Regions from separate parts of the Homo sapiens genome. Here region 1 is linked to region 2. The links are chromatin loops, found by intact Hi-C in ENCODE. Cell type or tissue: ascending aorta. All regions are shown on one strand. Each heading gives the region's core, and the rest is flanking DNA. Links, peaks and the distances in the headings are about the cores only.

What was found. Peaks named below come from ENCODE experiments on the same cell type or tissue, not always from the same donor. Only the 100,000 strongest peaks of a DNase experiment are listed, where the experiment ranks them.
Region 1: a loop joins it to region 2, with 2.6 times the contacts of the local background. A loop is called at or near these places in 20 of 110 quality-filtered maps.

The regions. Positions count from the first base shown.
Region 1 is chr5:179,488,904-179,499,151 of GRCh38, reverse strand. LOC124901224 (U4 spliceosomal RNA) reads left to right here and starts at 6,995; the gene lies at 6,995-7,137. RefSeq lists an enhancer at 2,984-3,033. In ascending aorta, for the core only: a CTCF peak has its summit at 4,914 (motif pointing right); a DNase peak (open chromatin) is centred at 4,891.
Region 2 is chr5:179,338,872-179,349,119 of GRCh38, reverse strand. ADAMTS2 (ADAM metallopeptidase with thrombospondin type 1 motif 2) reads left to right here and starts at 3,659. Exons shown (of 22, transcript NM_014244.5): 1 at 3,659-3,930; 2 at 4,959-5,353. The coding sequence starts at 3,792. LOC105377759 (a long non-coding RNA gene) reads left to right here. Exons shown (of 3, transcript XR_941311.3): 1 at 1-186; 2 at 2,022-2,174; 3 at 2,341-2,759. In ascending aorta, for the core only: CTCF peaks have their summits at 3,438, 4,776, 4,976 and 6,244 (motif pointing right); DNase peaks (open chromatin) are centred at 2,960, 3,579 and 4,957; H3K4me3 peaks cover 3,493 bases; H3K27ac peaks cover 1,898 bases.

The DNA of each region.
Region 1 (10,248 bases), core at 1,332-9,331, 150 kb before region 2:
TGTGACAGAGTCTTACTTTGTTGCCCAGCCTGGAGTAAAGTGGAGTGATCCCGGCTCGCTGCAACCTCCGCCTCCTGGGTTCAAGCAATTCTCCTGCCTCAGCCTCCTGAGTAGCTGGGATTACAGGCACATGCCACTACATCTGGCTAATTTTTGTATTTTGAGTAGAGACGGGATTTCACCTTGTTGGCCAGGCTGGTGTCGAACTCCTGACCTCAAGTCATCCACCTGCCTCAGCCTCCCAAAGTGTTGAGATTACAGGTGTGAGCCACTGTGCCTGCCCTGCTGCCATGCTTTCAAGCCACTGTTAGGCTTTTCCACATCCCCCAGCATGCACCCACTCTCCCGGGATGGTTAGGGGGCTCCATCACCATTTTCTGGAAACTGCCTCTAGTCAGAGGTTGCCTGGGGCTCTCCACACAATCATGGAGACGTAGAGGACACAGCCTGATGCTAGACTGCACAGGACCCTCTTCCGCCAGATTCCCTGGACACCTCCATCCCCTCTTCTAGCAATCATGTCAGTGCACGGTAGCGCCTGTGTCCTAAGGTTCCCATGCCACAAGGCTTGAACCCTTCACCCCTGTCTCCCGAGGCCAGGATCAAGCCTGCTTGGCCCAGGGGAGGGGGCGATAAATGTCATGGTTGGAAGCATCAGGTGGGAGAGGGCTTAGTGTGGGGTCGTCAGAGTGACACTGAGAGGCTAAGACACACTGTCTGACACAGCCCAGCCAGGCGCTGCCCACAGCTGAGTTTCCAAAGGACACGTTCTGTGTCACCATATTCCAGGATTCAAATCCTTCCAGCCTGGGACAAGTTCCACGGGGTGCCATGAGGCTGCCCCAATTTGATTTTGAAATGTACAGTGAAATGCCTACCTTGGTGGTGGCCAAGGCAGGGTGGGCCCAGATGCCCCTGCTGATGGACACACAGGCACGACACCCACAGTTCAGGGAGCCCGCTCCAGCCTGCCGTGGAGCCCTGGGCCAGGTCGTGAGCCATGAGCCTGCTCGGGACAGTCCTTCCCGATCCTGGAAGGGAGCGGCCCAATTATAACGGCTCCCTCGAGGCTCTCAGTGGAGCCGAGCCCAGAGAGGAGGCCTGCACTGCCAGATGGGCAAACTCATTAGGACTGTGGCATTTTTTATGCAAACGAAGGCAAATACATCCATGGGAGAAATGTAAACAGCAGACACGCACAAGAGCACGGACTTCACCGGGTTTCAAGAGGAGAGGGAGCTGGGACAGGAGGCCAGGAGAGATCCCCACCCCCAGCACTGCCCTGCAGTGGCCTAGCCCAGGCCTTCTGGATCTGCCTACCTGGGATGCCCAAGAGGGAAACTGAGGCCCCACGAGCCCTGCACGTGGGCGGAGCCTGGCCTGACCTGTAGCTCCTTGGGAGGCTGAGGGAGAAGCATTGCTTGAGGCCAGGAGTTTGAGACCAGCCTGGACAACACAGTTAAACCCCATCTGTACAAAACACTAAAAAATTAACCAGGCATGGTGGCGCATGCCTGTGGTCCCAGCTATTCAGGAAGCTGAGATGGGAGGATCACTTGAGCCCATGACTTAGAGGTTATGGTGAGCTGTGATCGTGCCACTGCACTCTAGCCTGGGCAACAGGGTAAGATCCTGTCTTTTAAAATAAATAACATACAATAATATAAAATAAATAAAAATTATAATAAAAATGACTGTAGCGAGAACTCTTAAGGAGAGTCAAGAAGATATTGCAAAGAAACAATATGAAAAAACCAATCTCTTTAAGGGTTCTTCTCATTACAGTTTTTTTTTTTCTGATTCTGTCTTGTTTCTTCACTGGCCAACCCCGCTCTGATGCTTAGCTTGGGTCCCTGCCGCTCAAGCTACTATGTCCTTCCCATCAGTGCTGCTCAGTGTAGTCTTGGACCCATGGCATTCTGGCATCCCCTGGGTGCCTGTTGGAAATGCAGATTCTTAGGCCCTGCCCCAGACCTCCTGACTCAAATCTCTGAGGTGGAGCCCAGGACTGCATATGTTCCAGCTCCCCAGGGGATTCTGTTGAGACCCGGCCTCTATTCTCGGTGGCCTGGCTTTTCCTGCTTCTGTTGGGGGTGAGGCCCCTCCAGACTGAGCTGGTCAGGATCTAGGCTCTTGGCAGCCTGCATGAGGCAGGAGGCAAGTCCCTCTCTCGGGGAAGGCAGTGGCAGGTAAGCAATGGCAGGTGAGTCGGCCAACAAGGCCCTTGCCACTGAGCTGTCCTATGGAGAAGCCCCGTGCCTTTTTCTCAGGGCGCTCTGCGGGTGTGCCTGGGGTCGGACTGAGCCCCAGCAATCTCCCTGCATGTCAGTTACTGCTCTTACTTTCACTGTGGTCCCCGTGGGCTTTTTCAAGGCTCTGTCCTGGCCCAGGGAAAGGTGGACCATGAGACCTCACAGCCAGAAAGAAGCAGCAGCCAACTGAGTTTCCGAATGGATTTGAAGAGCTCACAGCAGAGGAGATACCAGTTTGAAAATCAAGATGTGTTTGATTTGCTTTGGCCATCAAGAGACACATCCTGAAGGACTCTGTCTCAACATTTTTCTACATAAAAAAAGAGTGGGGAAGAATGCAGGTTGGTGGGAGCTGGGAGATAAGGTCCACAGGCCAGGAGAGGGCCCCCAGGCTGGGTCGTGTGAGGCAGTGTCCATCTGAGAAGGAAAGTCTGCTGGCTGCAGGGTCCCAGCACCCAGGAGCTAGAGGAGAGGGGGTGGGAGGGAGAGCAGCTACGTGTCCCTGGGTTTCTTGAGCGAGGACTGATAAACCCCAGGGGCACGTGTAGCTGCCACAAAAGCATGCACCTCGAGTGCTTCCCCCTCCTAGCTGGCGGGAGAGGAAGGGACCAGGATGGAGGCGAGCTTGGCAAAGTCTTTCTGGAATCAGCATCCTCCTCCTCCTCCTTCCCAGACTCCGGGCCCCAGGCTCCAAGCACAGTCCATCCCTGCGGAGGACTTCCGTGGATGCTGGTGGGCACAGATGCCAGCCCATCATGTGCTACTCAGGCAGATGCTAGGGAGCCAGGGGCCAGTCATCGTTCTCCCTGATGCCAGGGCACCACTCTGAGGAAAGGGAGAGAAGGACAGGTTGGTCTAAATCCACCTGCAGGATCTGAGTGACCGTACATGGGGCTGGGGGCTGAAATTTTCTGAGAGGGACTGGATTACATTTTCAGAAATTGGAATCAGAAATTAAAACTGTGTTATGAAAAATAATGAGTTACATTTTGCACATGTGATGTTTGAGCCGGATAATTTGTGTTTGCCGCCTTTATACTTGAATGTGAAAGCACCTTGCACAGCACTTGGCATAAAGTCAGTGCCCAGTGATTACTAGTGAATGCCTTCCTAACTGTGTACATGGCCTGAATGCACACGAACACACGATGGAAACAGTCAGGGAGTGGAGAGGGTGTCCTGCTGATTACTAGTGAATGCCTTCCTAACTGTGCGTGGTCTGAATGCACACAAACACAAGATGGAAACAGTCAGGGAGCGGAGATGGTGCCCCGCTGATGCTGTCCTATTATTTTTATTCAGAAGTCTGTTTGCCTTTTTACACATTTTTGATCCTACCATATAAACGATTTTTATAACATTCATGTTATGTTACATTCACATTTATTGCTAATTTTTATAACATTAGTACAAGATGATTGAATTCCTCCTTGGTCAGAAGACCCACGTCTGAATCCTGGATCCACTACTTGTTAGTTGAAGCAAGCAACTGTGCCTCTCAGTCTGTGAAAAGGAGGCAATGCCTAGCTCAGGAGGCTGACAGGATGAAGTCGGAGAGGAATGAATGGAAGTCTCTTGGGACTCAGGCCTGCCTGATACTTTCTGGGCAGCTTAAAATATGTTTTCTGAATGTTAAGGGAAGCACAGAGCAGGCATGCATGCAGATGGGGGTGAAATATTACTTCCATTCTTCCATGTGTGAGTCCTAAACACACACCACCTCCCCCACACACAAACAGACCTACAACACATGCCACACGTAACACAGGCACAGGCACACGCACACGCACCGCAGCAACACACACTGCACGCACACACAACACAGACTGTAACACATACACACGTATACCACCTACCACACTACACAAGGCCCCACATTCACATGATACACATGTACCACATGCACATATATGACCCGCATCACCAACAAACACACGTGCATCATGTGTACACATACACATCATAGGTACACATCACATGCACACATGGCCCACAGGAACACACACATATGCCACATACTGCATGCATGCACATCCACAACACACGCAATACAGGCACATACAAGCCATATGTAGACACTGCGTGCACACACATTTACACCACACTACATGCACACACCATATTCACACATACTTGCACACACACCACTGATACACATACTTCCACACATGTCCGCAGCCTGCATGCACAAACCATATTATGCACACACACCCCATATACTATTAGGTTGGTGCAAAAGTAATCGCAGCTTTTGCCATTACTTTCAATAGCAAAAACTGCGATTACTTTTTTTTTTTGAGACACAGTCTTACTCTGTCGCCCAGGCTGGAGTGCAATGGGGTGATCTCAGCTCACCGCAGCCTCTGCCTCTGGGGTTCAAGTGATTCTCCTGCCTCAGCCTCCCCAGTAGCTGGGATTACAGGTGTGCGCCACCACTCCTGGCTAATTTTTGTATTTTTAGTAGAGACGGGGTTTCACCATGTTGGCCAGGCTGGTCTTGAACTCCTGACCTCAGGTGATCTGCACACCTCGGCTTCCCAAAGTGCTGGGATTACAGGCGTGAGCCACCATGCCCAGACAAAAACCGTGATTACTTTTGCACCAACCTGATACGTGTGCACAGACAAGTTCGGTAAGCAGGCATTGCAATAATTAAAGATGACACGAGGTGGCACCATGACACTTTTACTCAGAAATTTTATTTGCCTATTTTTATACAGTTGTGATTATACTCTATATTAGTAGTTCTCAAAGTGTAGCCAAAACTATTTTCATAATAATGGTAAGATGTGATTTGCCTTTTTTCATTCTTATTCTCCCATGAGTATACAGTGGAATTTTCCAGAGATGCTGTGATGTGTGACATTGTAACAGATTGAAGGCAAAAGCAGATCTGAGAATCAGCTCAGACATCTACCTAGAGATTTGCCAGCGGCAATGCAACTCACTAATTTTGCAGAAGATATTGTTGCTTTCCATACAAAATTATTTATTGTTAACATACAACAATGGGTTTGTTGTTTTTAATTTAAAAAATTGAGCAATTTGAATTCTTTTTAAAGCTTATTTTTAATTGAAAATGAAATTATTTAACGTGTACAACATGATGTTTTGAAATATGTAGACACTGTGGAATCATTACTATTTTAAAATAAGTAAATATTTCAAAACCTCCTCAAATTTAATCTGTATTACAGTAAAATTGATAGATGCAATTCACGTAAAGTTCCTTAGGGTCCACAGGAGATTTTCAGAGTATAAAGCTATCCTGAGAAAGAATATTTAACAATCACTCTTCTATATGTAATCACATGTCCACAAATACTTTTGAGGTTAATCATTTATTTTAAATTTATAAGGAACCAACAAGAACAAAGAAAAGGAAAACACTTGTAATCCTATTGCATGGGGACAAGAGACAATCACGACTGACATTTGCCAGGTTTTCTCCTAGTTGTGTTTCAGAGCATCTGTTTCCAGGTTAGTGTGTTCTGAATACAGGCTCTGTGTCCTACGCTCTGAATATGAGCCCCGCGTCCTAGCCTCTGGGTATAAGCCTTGTGTCCTAGGTTCTGGGTATAAGCCCCGGGTCCTAGGTTCTGCATATAAACCTTGTGTCCTAGGCTCTGGGTATAAGCCTTGCTTCCTAGGCCCTGGGTATAAGCCTAGGGTCCTAGACTCTGGGTATAAGCCCCGGGTTCTAGGCTCTGGGTGTAAGCCCCGCCTCCTAGGCTCTAGGTGTAAGGCCTGGGTCCTAGGCTCTGGGTAGAAGCCCCGGGTCCTAGGCTCTGGATACAAGCCTTGTGTCCTAGGCTCTGGGTATAAACCTTCTGTCCTAGGTTCTGGGTATAAGCCTTGTGTCCTATTCTCTGGTTCTCAGCCCCTTGTCCTAGGCTCTGGGTATAAATCTTGTGTCCTAGACCTTGGGTTAAACCCCATGTCCTAGGCTCCGGGTATAAGCCCTGTGTCCTTTCTGCATATAAGCCTTGTGTTTCCTAGGCTCTGGGTATAAGCCCCATGTCCTAGGCTTTGAGTATAAGCCCCATGTCCTAGGCTCTGGGTATAAACCTTGTGTCCTAGGCTCTGAGTATAAGCCCCACGTCCTTTCTGGGTATAAGCCTTGTGTCCTAGGCTCTGGGTATAAGCCCCATGTCCTAATCCCTGGGTATAAGCCCCGGGTTCTAGGCCCTGAATATAAGTTCTGTGTCCTTTCTGGTTATAAGCCTTGTGTCCTAGTCTCTGGGTATAAGCCCCATGTCCTAGGCCCTGGTTATAAGCCCCGAGTTCCAGGCCCTGGGTGTAAGTTCTGTGTTCTTTCTAGGTATTAGCCTTGTGTCCTAGGCCCTGGGCATAAACCTGTGTCCTAGGCCCTGGGTATATGCCCCAGGTTTTAGGCCGTGGGTATAAGCCCCAAGTCCTAGGCTCTGGATAGAAGCCCTGGGTTCTTGGTCCTGGGTATGAGCCCCATATCCTAGGTCACCAACCAGATTGAGAGCCCAGTCAAAGTTCTTTCTCATGGTGTGTCTAGGACGTCAGAAAACCTAGAGATGTGGCCGGACTCTGAGCCCCCTGAAAAGGGTTCCCAGACCTTTTGTGAGAGGGAGGCTTTGTCTGCCCAGAGCCCACCTAGTCTTGGAGTCTTGGAAGGCTGCCCGGCACCTCAGGTAGGCCTGTTTGCACCTCAGCCTCACCCTGGTCTGGGTATCCACTCCATACAGACATGTTTTTAAAAATTGAGGAATAGCTTTGTGCAGTGGCAGTATCATAGCCAATGAGGTTTATCCGAGGCGTGATTATTGCTAATTGAAAAATTGAGGAATAGTTTAGTAAAACACACAGATCTTAAATATATAATTCAATGGCTTTTTACAAATATCTATCTGTAGCCAACACCCCAATCAAGGCAGAAAACATTGCCACCATTGTAGAAAATTCCCCCCAATCCCTTTACAGTCTACTCAACTTCCCTTGTCCCCTAATCCCCAAGCAGCCACTATTCTGATTTGCATTCCAGAAAAGTAGTTTTTCTGGATTTTTTTTTAACTGACTTTCGCTCTTGTCGCCCAGGCTCGAGTGCAGTGGCGCAATCCTGACTCACTGCAACTTCCACCTCCTAGGTTCAATCAATTCTCCTGCCTCAGCCTCCCAAGTAGCTGGGATTAGAGGCGTGCACCACCACGCCTGACTAATTTTTGTATTTTTAGTAGAGACGGGGTTTCACCATGTTGACCAGGCTGGTCTTGAACTTCTGACCTCGGGTAATCCGCCCACCTCTGCCTCCCAAAGTGCTGGGATTACAGGTGTGAGCCACCGTGCCCAGCCTGGTTTTGAATTTAATAAATCTGTATGACATCCTTTGTATGGCTCCTTCAGTTCAAAACACTGTGTTTTTGTTGTTGTTGTTGTAGAGATGGAGTCTTGATCCATTGCCCAGCCTGCTTTCAAACTCCTGGGCTCAAGCAATCCTCTGCTCTTGGCCTCCCAAGTGTTGGGACTGCAGGTGTGAGTCATCGCACCAGCCAGAGTCCAATCGTGTCTCTAGTGAGAGCAGCCACTTTAATATAAAGGCTCAGGAATTCCTCCTCATGTTTGCTGCAGTGGCACTTGCCCTCTGAGTATCAGTTAGCTATTGTCACACTTATGCTGTGTAACAAACCATCCCCACATCTCAGTGGCAAACAGTAATAATCATTTATTTCTTACTCATGAGTTTGTGGGTTGGCTGGGCAGCTCTGCTCCACATGCCTCTCATCCTCTTCCTGGGACCAGCAGGGGCAGTTTCGTCTCTGGCTGATGGCAGGGCCCTGAGAGACGGCACATCTAACCCCACAAACACATTTCCAGTTTTGCTGTGTCATGCCTGCTGGCATCCCTTTGGCCAAGCCCAAAGTCAAGGGGTGGGAAAGGGAGGCTATGGCGAGGGTGTGAGTGTGGGTGAAAAACTGGGGCGGGTCATTCAATCTATGTTACCAGTTTCCTGACAATGTAAGTTAAGAGAAAGAGCTTTGTGGCTGACGCCTGTAATTCCAGCACTTTGGGAGGCCGAGGTGGGCAGATCACAAGGTCAGGAGATGGAGACCATCCTGGCTAACACGGTGAAGCCCTGTCTCTACTAAAAATACAAAAAATTAGCCAGGCGTGGTGGCGGGCACCTGTAGACCCAGCTACTCGGGAGGCTGAGGCAGGAGAATGGCGTGAACCCGGGAGGCGGAGCTTGCAGTGAGCTGAGATCATGCCACTACACTCCAGCCTGGGCGACAGAGCGAGATTCTGTCTCAAAAAAAAAAAAAAAAGGTAAAACTGGTTTGGTTTGCTAGTCCAATTATTTAGTGAATCAGTCCAGTTTATTAGAAATCCCAATGAGGTTGTTTTCAGAAGTGAGACAGGTCTGACCGGATCATTTGCAGAAAGCTCTGTTCTTGCTTTGGGACAGTCCTGCCCGCACTGGGAATGTGAATTTAATCGCCGTTCTCTCGCCGCTGCTCCTGCCCGCCTGGGACCAATTCCCTACCACACTGAGCTCATTGGAGACTTTAGTTTCATATTTTTAAGACCAGTTTAGTGCATCATCTCTGTCTTTATTTCTCCCTCCAGCACTTACTGTAGTTGATCTCTTTTATTTTCTTAGATTCTTTGGGGGGAGTTTATAGGTGGGATGAACCCATATATGCATGAAAATGTCTTTATTTTGCACCCCCAATTTAAGGCTAGATTGGCTGGGTCTTGGATCCTAGATTACGAATAGTTTTTTCTTTGGAATGTTAGAGAAATTGCTCTACTATCTTTTAGGATTCGGGATTGATGATAAGTCTTGATGTCAAGCTGACTTTCATTCTATTGTGACAACCTATTCTCTCGGTCAGAAAACTATGAGGATTTTCCTTTTTTCCTTGGTATTCCAAAATTTTGCTGCAATGTGCCTAGATTTCTAAAATTCCACTTTACTTTTTTTTTTTTTTTGAGATGGAGTCTTGCTTTGTCATCCAAGCTAGAGTGCAGTGGGGTGATCTCAGATCACTGCAACCTCCGCCTCCTGGCTTCAAGTGATTCTCCTGCCTCAGCCTCCCAAGTAGCTGGGATTACAGGTGCGCCACCATGCCAGGCTAATTCTTGTATTTTTAGTAGATAAGGGGTTTTGCCATGTTGGCCAGGCTGGTCTTGAACTCCTAGCCTCAAGTGACTGTCTCAGCCTCCCGCTTTATTTAATTAATTTATTTTGAGACGGAGTCTCTCTCTGTTGCCCAGGCTGGAGTGCAGTGGTGCAATCTCGGCTCACTGCAAGCTCTGCCTCCTGGGTTCACGCCATTCTCTTGCCTCAGCCTCCCGAGTAGCTGGGGCTACAGGCACCCGCCACCATGCCCGGCTAATTTTTTTTGTATTGTTTTAGTAAACACAGGGTTTCACTGTGTTAGCCAGGATGATCTTGATCTCCTGACCTCATGATCCACCCACCTCGGCCTCCCAAAGTGCTGGGATTACAGGCGTGAGCCACCACACCTGGCCATGAGTTCCCTGTCCTTCTCAGGGACAGGGAGTCAGTGATTCCTGGGGAGACTGTCTTTCTTCTCTGGACCAAGTATTCGCACTTTCTATATCAACTGGGGGCAAATGCTGTGCGATGCTGGTGACCTTGCTGATTTATTCCCAGAACATGATGCATTTCCTTCCCCTTTCTTTCCCTTTTGTGCTACTTCTAATTAAGGAAGATATTTCTGTCATTTATGGGATTTTGGTTCGGAGGGAGGTCAATCAGGGGTGCTTGTTCCTCCATCTGGCCCTGATCTGCGTTTTTAGCAAAACAACTGAGTTTGGAAGTTTGAAACTAATGACATTAGGGCTGGGAAATTTCTTAATGTAAATATATTTTAGCAGAGTTAATGAAAACTTGGAGTGCTTACAAAGTTGGATATCTTACATGTGTGACAAATTATATATAAACCAGATTTCATTTCCTGTTTTTTTTTTTATTTTTTCTTCTTTTTAATCAGCAAAGGAA
Region 2 (10,248 bases), core at 970-8,969:
AAGAACCACACTTCCTAGAGGCCACCCAGCCTCCACATTCTGTTCAATCAGCATTCCCTTGACATATGGCTCACCAGGGCCACTCCCGGCCAGAACTCCGCCAGAGCATCTGATGGGACCACTGCACCCGCTGTTTGCCAACAGCAAAGTTGGACAGAGCTGCTGTCCTCAAGGCCCCTCGACAAGGTAACTAGCCCCTCATGCTTGGCCCGCTCTGCACACAGGCACCAGTGAGACTAAAAGAGTCCAGCTCCTTTCCCACAGCCCCTAAGAGCTTGTTTGTCATTAGGGAGGGCACTGAAACCTCACTGCCTCCATCTGCTTGGCAGGTTGTGCCAAGAAAGGTGACTTTGTCAAAGGGCAGGAGACCTTCTCAGGGGCTGGTTTCTGTGCAGACATTAGGAGACAGCAGTGGCTCTCAAATGGGCTCCTGTCTTTAATGAAGTCTGTGCTGACAAATGTGACCTGGAAGCCTGAGCCAGACCAGGGAGCCCGACCCTCCTCTCAGGGCAAGGCAGGGCACCCACCCACTGAGAGCTGTGGTGGGCAACAAACATTCCTCCTCCTTAGTGTTTCTTCTGCCAGGGATGTGGGGTGACTCGTGGCACCCAAGATGACCCGGAAAGGTCCTCACCTCTTTCTGCACCACACAACTTTGGGAAGATTTTAAGGGGGTTGGGTGTGTAAGGCCCGAGCTGACGCTGACTTGTCCTCACTCCTCCCTACAAACACTGGGCTTCTCGGTGAGGGTGACAACTCCAGGTTTTCAGGGATCATGGTGCTGACAATCACGAGCAATAGGCAGGTGTAGGGCAACAGGGGGTGGTGAGGACTGCGGTAAGCTGGAGAGCACAGCCAGACCTGAAGACATTCAGGCTCCAGTAGAAACGAACGCACGTGGCATGTGCTCAACAACACATCCGGCGGCGTTGGCCCAGTGGCCCTTAGTTTTTGTCGTTGGGACCTAGACTGAACATGCAGAGGAGCAGAGAGCCACTGGGGACTTCTATGTCCCGTATTTTACCTGGAAGAGGAAAAGGGGGACCAGAGAAAGAGGCAAACACCAGTAAGGGGGGAGAGGCAAGATTTGAATCATGGAGGTTTGAAGAAGTAGCAAGATTTTTGTTGTTGTTCTTTGGTTGTTTTTTGTTTTTCTGTTTGTTTCTGAGTGGAGGACAAATGATCACGGGCTGGGATGTGTCTGCAAGTCTCCTCCACCTCCCTGAGGGTTTAACTGTGAAGTTAGGTGCATGTGAGCCTTGTTCATCCACCACCCTGGTGGGTGACAGTGGGGGCACTAAAGGAAGGGCCAGGCAAGGGTGCTGCTCCATCCCCAACTCATCCCTGGTGGCAGGGGCACGGGTGATGTGGGAAGAATCAGCTGCCTGGGGTTATTCAGTGTCCAGGAGACAAATTCTTTCCCCCAAAAATATCCCAAAGCAAGTATCCCAAAGTATACAAAATAATTTAGCTCTGTGAACCTGTTAGAAGATGCCATCAACTCATAAAGTCAGAGTTACTCCTTTTCAGGCCTCCTTTCATCCTTCCAATCACATCAGAACAACGACCTCTGTGCTAGTCCATCTTAAGGCTTTTGTAACACTTACTAATCAGCTTCAGCCTTCGGTATCTTTAGCAGGTCAAAGTATCTGGAATTTGATAACATTTCTCTTCTTGTTGTATTTATTTTTAGCAATTATCTTTGATTTATGGAAACATGGTGAGATGCTGGCTTTTCCATTTATAGTAGTGATTTAAAGTATCCTTTAAAAAATTGAAAAAAGTTTTAGGCGCTGTGTAAAGAAATACCCAACCATAGACACGGCAGGAAGGTGCAGAACATGCCCCTTGAAGTAGGGGCGGCTGCTGGTTGGGTTTCACTCGTGTTTCGAAGAGGATGGAAGCGCTGACAACCACAGGAGGAATGCGTCATGGGTTCCAGGACAGCAACTGGCTGGACCCAACTCTGGGCTGCCTAGCTCCCCCAGCCTTCACAATTCAACTCATGCCACCTCTTACAGGAAGTCCTCCTGGATGCCCAGCTCTGGAGTCATCTCTGTGGTATACTAGGATTCCAGTTCCAACTTTCTCTGGAACCAGTTGGGTCATCACAGGTCACGAGAGCAGATGCCTACAGAGAGTGAGGAGAGGCGGGACCTGCCACAAACTGCAAGGTAAGTGCCCATTTAATGGTTGCTAAGCAGGACTGTGGGGCTAGCGTGGCCACATCTTCCAATATCTCAAGAAAAGTTACCAATCTAAATTTCCATGTGACATCTCACCATGCCTGGGAGCTGGATCCAGCCTCGGGCACCCTTAGGTGACACAGAAAGAGTACAGCTTGCAGGTGAAGATGGCTGTCCAGCTGCGATGCTCTCACACCCAGGACCCACAATCGAAAGAACCAAGGACGTGAGATCACAGTTAGAGCCTGCTGTGTAAGTCGTGTTTCCCCCAACGACTGGGACCTCCTGGCCAGCAGGGAGAGGCCTGAGTCATCTCCGGGTCCTCTGCCCCTGGCCAAAGCAAAGACCAAAGCCCTGGCCACACAGACCTGGGGCAGGGCAAATGAGAAAATCAAAGGGGTGGGTGTTCACCCTCTGGGGAAGTGAGGCAGAAATTGGGGGTCCCAGGGCAGAGATGATCAACAGCCTGAGAGGGGGCTCTCAGGCAGGCCCTGGAGAGAGGCCGCTGAGCTCAGACAGCATGGGAGGATCAGGGCCTTGCTGGAGAGGAGGGACTGGGGAGGGGTTCCGGTTGGCAACGGGCTCTAACAGCAAACTGGCCCCAGAATGGGCCCAGGTGTCCTTGGATGCTTGGGTGGAAAAGGTAGGCAGAGCTTGGAGAGGCCATTTCAGGTTGGGGGCCGGGAGTGCAATGGCGGGAGGACAGAATGCATACGTGGGGTTGAGGACAGGTGAGGGCAGGAGCCTGACTGTGCTCATGGGCAGAGAGCCCAGGTCTGGCAGGAAGAGGCTGTGCTGAGGCTGCAGCGGAGGGATGGGAAGGCAGATGGGGGACAGGGGACAGGGACTTCAGAGGAAGAGGAACTGGGGACTGAAGGAGCCTTGCCTCTCTCAGTAAGGGCAAAAGTTGATCTTTGGGGTCGCGCCCTGGGTGTACCCTCCTAACAGCATCTTCTGGCCTTTGCGGCCTCTATTTGGGCATTCGGCCTGGCTCAGACCTTGGACCCAGTAGTCAGTCCCCCCTCCCCTTTCATTCCCTCACCCTGTCCTGCCCCAGAGCACAGAGACAGGGGGATGCACCCCTTGAATTCCAGGGCTGATGGGTGGGACCCGGCACCCCAAGGGCTCTCTAGGTGGGGACGTTCGGCCGGCGCCGCTCCTCGGAGGTTGTGCCCCTGGGGTGGCTGGCGGCGGGGCTCCCCCGGCCCGGCCCGCGGCGCTTCTCTGCCGCCGCCTCGGGGTGTCTCTGCTTCGCTGCGAGCCCGGCACCGCGGCGACGGCGGCGCGAAGAGGGAAGCGGGCGGCGGCGGCGGCCGCGCCAAGATGCGCCGGGTCACCGCAGGCTGAGGCGCCCGCCGTCCCCGCCCTCCCCCTCGCTCGCCTCCCTCCCTCCCGCCTGCCTCCCTCGCTCGCTCGCTCCTTCCCTCTCCCCGCCTTCCCTCCGCGCTCCCCCGCCCGCCCCTCCGCGCCTCGCCTCCTCCGCCCCGCGCCCTGCGGTGCTGCAGCTGCGGGCGGCTCCAGCTGCCCCCAGATGTGGGCTGGGCGGCTCGCGGGGAACTTTCGCGCCGGCTGCGAGTGCGGGGCCCCGGCTGCAGTCCGGCTGCCATGGATCCGCCGGCGGGAGCCGCTCGCCGCCTGCTCTGCCCCGCGCTGCTGCTGCTGCTGCTGCTGCTGCCGCCGCCGCTCCTGCCGCCGCCGCCGCCGCCCGCGAACGCCAGGCTCGCCGCCGCCGCCGACCCCCCAGGTAGGTGCGGCCCGGCCCCTACTCCCCGGGACCCCCGCCGGCCTGGCCCTGTCCCGCGTGCCCCGCCGCCCCCTCCCCAGGCGTCGTCCAGCCTGACTTGGGCAAACTCCGCGCGCCCCGCCCGGGGCCAAGTTGGCCAACTTCGGGGCCGGGTTGGTCGCGCAGGGGGCGCCCCGCACCGCCCCCGAGCGCCTTGGGCCGGGGGAGCCTCGGAGCACTGGCGGCTCCTGAGTCGCGGAGGGTGGGGACGGAGGGCCGGGAAAAGCCCCGCGGCCAAGAGCGCAGAGTCAGCCCCAGCGGGTCCGAGGGGGGAGCCAGGGCGAGGCGGCGCCGGGGCTCGCGTCCGGGGACGCTCCGGAGGAGCCGGCTGCCGAGCGCGTAGCCTTGGGCCCTAAGGATTGGTTGGGGCGCCCCGCAGGGAATCCCCGGAGATCGGAGGGACCCTGTTCCACCCCTCCCAGTCCTCGGGCGCTCGGGGAGACGGGGCCGGCAGCGGGCTGAGCGGGAGCTGGACAGGCAGGACAGGCCGCTCGTGCTCGGGGAAGCCGAGACTCCGCCGCTCCGGAGGCTGGCGGTGAGGGCACTCGGGCGGCAGGGGCCCGCCGAGGGGTCGTGGCACACGGGTAAGGGGGCCAACCCGGAATGGCTTCCGAGCAGCTCCACGTCCTGCCAAGGACGGTAGGTGCAAGGGTCGGGGGACTCTCTGACGGGGTCGTCCCTTCGGGCACGGGGAGGTTCCCACCGAGCCCCAACCCTGAACGGGGCAGGGGGCAGAGCTCTTGGCAGGCAAGGTCTCCGGAGGAGGGAACGGCTGGGGAGTGGCGGAGCCCCGGAGTGGTGGCCCTGTTAACGCCCCTTCCCGGTTGCAGGAAAGCCGGGGAGGTGCAGGCTGGCTTCTGGGGTCGCCTGGCGGAATGCCCCTTCCCTTCGCAGTGGGGCGGGGTCTGGGGGGGCGTGGCTTGCCGGCGGGTCTCTGAGGCACTGGGGCTCCGTGGTCTCCGCCGATCTAACGCCCCTTCCCGTTGCAGGCGGGCCCCTGGGGCACGGAGCGGAGCGCATCCTGGCGGTGCCCGTGCGCACTGACGCCCAGGGCCGCTTGGTGTCCCACGTGGTGTCGGCAGCTACGTCCAGAGCAGGGGTACGAGCCCGCAGGGCCGCCCCGGTCCGGACCCCGAGCTTCCCCGGAGGCAACGAGGAGGAGCCTGGCAGTCACCTCTTCTACAATGTCACGGTCTTTGGCCGAGACCTGCACCTGCGGCTGCGGCCCAACGCCCGCCTCGTGGCGCCCGGGGCCACTATGGAGTGGCAGGGCGAGAAGGGCACCACCCGCGTGGAGCCCCTGCTCGGGAGCTGTCTCTACGTCGGAGACGTGGCCGGCCTAGCCGAAGCCTCCTCTGTGGCGCTCAGCAACTGCGATGGGCTGGTGAGTACGCACTTCTCTAGCTCCTTTCTCTCCGCTGCTCTCGCCTGGGTTTTGGAAAAGGGTTACCTGGGAGTCCCTTGGGAGGGCAAGGCCTGCGCTGAGGACTTTCCGCGCCCTTCCCGTGCTTTAGTGAGCCTCGTGCTCCAACTGAAGGGCTTGGCTGGAAAGCAGGTTGTTTTGACTGGTCTGAGCAGGGGGCCATTTATGCATGGGGAGCGCCCGGGTCTCCAAAAGGCTCAGCAGGCAGGAGCGTGCGCCTCTCTCTTTTGCCTGCCTGAACAGGTCTCTGGCTTGCATCCGGGGGTGGGTCCGTGTATGTGTGTGTACCTTTGTGAGTGTGTGCACATGTGTTGTGGAACGTTGGTGTGTACCTGCATCTGGGTGCCCGTGCACCTGTGTGAACATGTGCGTGTGCCAGTGTCTCTTGTGCACGTATGTGTCTGGGTTTCTGCACATCAGTGTGTTGAGCATCTGTTGAGTTTGTGTCCGTCCTTGTGCATACTGGCGTGATATGTGTGTGGTGGACTTATGGGCTGGCAGTCAGTCTTCCTGTTTCCTTGCGTGCGGGTAATACCAGCCCAGGGAGCTGGCAGTGATGCTGAAATGCCCAGTTAGCCCTCTGCCCCTTGGCTGACCGGGAATCATTGGTTTTTCTGCTGTGGTTTCCTGTTGAACTCCAGCTGGTTCTTTGAAAAGTTGGTTTTCTCTATTTTGAGCTGAGGGGTGCATTTGGAAATGAAGGCTCTAGTGCCCATGAGCTGCTCGATCTTTTGGGGGCAGCGCCTGAAGGACAAGAGAGAGGCTAGGGGATCCCTTTTGAGACTGCCTGCGCCTCTCTAGTCCTGTGACTGGAGCTCTGGGAAGCTCTGCTTCCTGGAGAGGGCAGGAGGGACCGTGGCTCAGCACAAGGGGGCCTCAGAGGAAGCCTGGATCGATGCTGAGGGAGGAGGCTGACATTGGCGGTGCTCTGTCCGGCTGCCCGGGGCCTGGCACACAGCAGAGGCCACTGCAGTTTTCTATTTTGGATTGGGTGTGTGGTGGTCAGGCTGGCTGTGCTGGCCAGACATCTGAAGCCGCCCACCATGGGTTCCGCTCTAATTGCTACTCAGGGAACTCCTGCCCCGAGTGAGTGGCCACTCTCCCAGCCCCCGTGGCCCCTGAGCACGCCCGTACTCGGGCAGCTGAGGCTCATCCTACAGTCTGCAGAGCCGGCAATTACACCAGGGCTCTGCAACCACTGTCATTCTTTTTATGGAGACACAGAAAATATCACTTGTTGCTTTGGAAAATCACTGCCTTTGGCTGGATTTAGTTAGAACTTGGCCATATTGCAAACAACTGTAAATATCCCTGGAGGAGCTGGGTTAAAATGGTGAGCCCTTGACATCGCCCACTGTCTCTGAGGACATCCTGGGCCTCAGAGGTGTGTCCCATTTTACGCTGGAGGTTAATTTCCTAAATGAAAGGAGATGTTTGCTGCGGACTTAGGGTGAGGTAAGGTGGTGGGAGTTGACATGGGGTTGCAGTCTGTTGGTGGGCCAACACCTGTGTACTATGCATTCCTGATGGAGAGCATTTTGGGGAGGACTTGTCACTGTTTCATTCATTCAGCAGTTCATTTGGTGATTCATTTTTCAGCCAGCACCTTCTCATATGTTTATCCCCTGTACTGGTCAGCAATGAGGCAGGTCTGGTACCCACCCAGGGCTCCTGTCGTCAGGGTGGCTGACGGACACTCTGGCCAGGACTTGGAGAGTGTGCTCCTGGGGGGCTGTTTGAATGGGGGCTGGAAGAATGAGTGGCCAGCTGGAAAAGACGCAGGTTGGCAACCCGGGCAGAGGGAGGAGCGTGTGCAGAGGTACCAGGTGTGGATTGGCCTGGGCAGGACAGGCCTGCTGAAGTGTCCCATGTACCAGACAGAGCTGGGAAGAATATTGGGGTTGGAAGAGGAGCTGGGACCTGCCTGAGCGGCATTGAATGCTGTCACTGAATAATGGCCTTGGACAGTGGGACAGCACCATTGGTTCTGTTTTCTTTTTTTTTTTTTTTTTTGAGACGGAGTCTCACTCTATTACCCAGGCTGGAGTGCAGTGGCGCGATCTCAGCTCACTGCAAGCGCTCTGCCTTCCGGGTTCACGCCATTCTCCTGCCTCAGCCTCCCAAGTAGCAGGGACTACAGGCGCCTGCCACCACGTGCAGCTAATTTTTTTTTATTTTTTTTTTAATTTTTAGTAGAGACGGTGTTTCACCGTGTTAGCCAGGGTGGTCTCAATCTCCTGACCTTGTGATCTGCCTGCCTCGGCCTCCTAAAGTGCTGGGATTACAGGCATGAGCCACTGCGCCCAGCCTCTTTTCTTTTCGCTTGTCCTCTTTCTCTTCTCTTCTCTTTCCTTCCTTCCTTCCTTCCTTTTTTTCTTTCTTTCTTTCCTTTTGATCAGGCTGGTCTCAAACTCCCGACCTCAAGCGATCTGCCCATCTTGGCCTCCTAAAGTGCTGGGATTACAGGCCTCAGCCACCGCGCCCGGCCTCTTCTTTCCTTTTCTGACTTTGTTGCTGCGTATGTGTCTGTCCTACTGTTAAATCCCCCTCTGCTGCCACCACGATAGGCTTCTTTGCTAAGGACCTGGGTCTTTACACAGGGCACCTCTTGTCCTCACAGAGCCCTGGTCGGGGAGGCATCTCATCCCTGGTTACAGGTGGAGCACTCAGGCTCTGGGAGGTTGAGTGACTAGACGGAAGTTATTCATAATAATATCCACAGCGAGGGGTTATTCATAGTATCCACAGCAAAATGTCCCTTTGCACAAGGCATGAGCAAAACAGGCTGCACAGAGTGGTGTTGTGCCTCACGTTGCTGCGGAAGAGTTTTCCAGTATCTCCTGGGCAGCGTGGTAGGCGTGCTAATTTCACGTGGTTTTTACATGCCCATTAAAAACCCAGTGAGAAGCCTTTTGGCGTAAAAGGTAATGATGGTAAGTGACAGTTGACTGTGTTCCTATTAACATTGTGTGCCAGGCTCTCAGCTGAGCCCCCTGTGCCACCTCGCCTTGTTTAATCCTCACAGCACCCTACGGAACATATCCCGACATCATCCCCCTTCTACAGATGAATAAACTGAGGCTCCAAAAGTCGAGATAGCTTGCTTCAAGCTTCGAAGCCAGTATTTGAACACAAATCTGATTCCAAGGCCATGCTCACTATGTTTTGTTGCCTTTTCCTGCATGCCTACAAAAAGAATTTTAAAAATGCATTTCTTTACAACATTTCCCACCTTTCTTATTTGACTCCTGGAGACGTTCTCATTGTGGGTTTGACCATCGTCAGTGTGAGTGGAGCCGGGAGCAGGCCTGGGAGCTGAGTGGCCTTGACTGGCTCGTGACCTGCGCTGGGCTGCAGCTCCTATGGGTGGCCTAAGTCCTCACTGGTGGGGGACTGCAGCTGGGACTTCCGTGGGATGGAAGCAACCCTGCCCGCCTCTGCCTCCCCACTCAGGGCAGCACGGGGATCCTCTCCTGCCAGGCTGGGCAGCAGTGGATGAAGCCTCCATGGGCTGGGCGGTGGAGATGGTCCGCCCTCCAAGGCCTGGTCCAATCCTGGGGCCCAAAGGAGGAAGTGTATGCCCTTCCCTGGATGCTTGATGCGAACCCCACAACCCTGTGAGATAGGGCTGCCCCACTGCGTGGCTGAGGCTCAGAGAGACCCAAGGTTGCATGGCAAGAAGAAATCCAGGGCTGCTGCCTTTCAGGCTGGGGCTCCCCTGCGGGGCTGCTGTCTGGGCCAGGCACCCACTCTGTCTTGCTGGACATTAAGAGTCATAAAGGCCACAGAGAGAAGTCAGAAGCCGGCCTAAGGGATTGAGATGAGTTTCATTTTTCCCAGCAAGGCTGCTGCCTTCGAGGCCACACACTGGGCTCCAGCAGGCTCAGGTGCTAGAGCAGATCAGGCAGGTGTGAGCGGGTCCTGGGACTGTGCAGTGGGGTGAGGGGCACCTGAGATTTGCAGCTGCCGCTGGTAGGGTCTTCCTTCCTCCCACCCCACCTTGGCACTGCCTGGATCGCAATGAGAGGTTGTCAGGAAGACTAAAGAGGGGCTGCAGGAACCTCTGGGTTCCCTAGGGTGTCGGGGCTCCCCAGGTAGGAGCAGAGGCTCCTGTGGGCCCCAGCTGCAAGCAGCCTACACAGCTGCTAAGGCCAGTCTCAGCCTCCGCCATACTTGTCACCTTAAGACTTGCTCAGTTTAAGTGACAGAAACCCCTGCTCATATTGGATGAAACAAACAAGGGACAGCATGGCCCCAATTATCTGGGGGTCCTGAGGAGTGTTGGCTTCAGGCCTGGCTGAATCCAGGGGCTCAGAGCATGCTATCCATTTCTCAGCCCTGCCTCTCAGTGTTCATTTCAGAATTGCTCTCCACCCCTCAACCCCCGGCCCACCAGCGGCTCCAGGCCCAACTCGTTTTCCAAGGAGGCAACCTTTGAGATGGAAAGCCCTCCTCTCTGGGTGACACCTGTGAGAGTTGGGGGAGGGATTGGAGGCCCATCTTCAAACCCATGGCTGTGATGCGGGCCTAGCCCAGGTCTCCTGCCCACCTTTGGGACTGAGGGGGAGGGACAGACTCCCAAACTCTGGAATGAAGAGGGGCCTATCATACAAGAAGGGAGGAGAATTGTGCAGGGTGGTGAACACGGTTGTGGCCACCCTTCTCCTGGACTCCAGACCCCATGTTGGGCTTAGAAGTCCTCCTGGGCTCCAGGCTTGCCTGCTCGGCTGCCTCTGGAACCCCCTTCCCTGGATGACCCCATACTCAAGTCACGTGGCTCTCCCCACTCTCCTCCAGACCCCACCCTTCCAGGATCGCCCTCCCCTAGCCAGCTCCAATTCTAGAGCTCTCTCAGG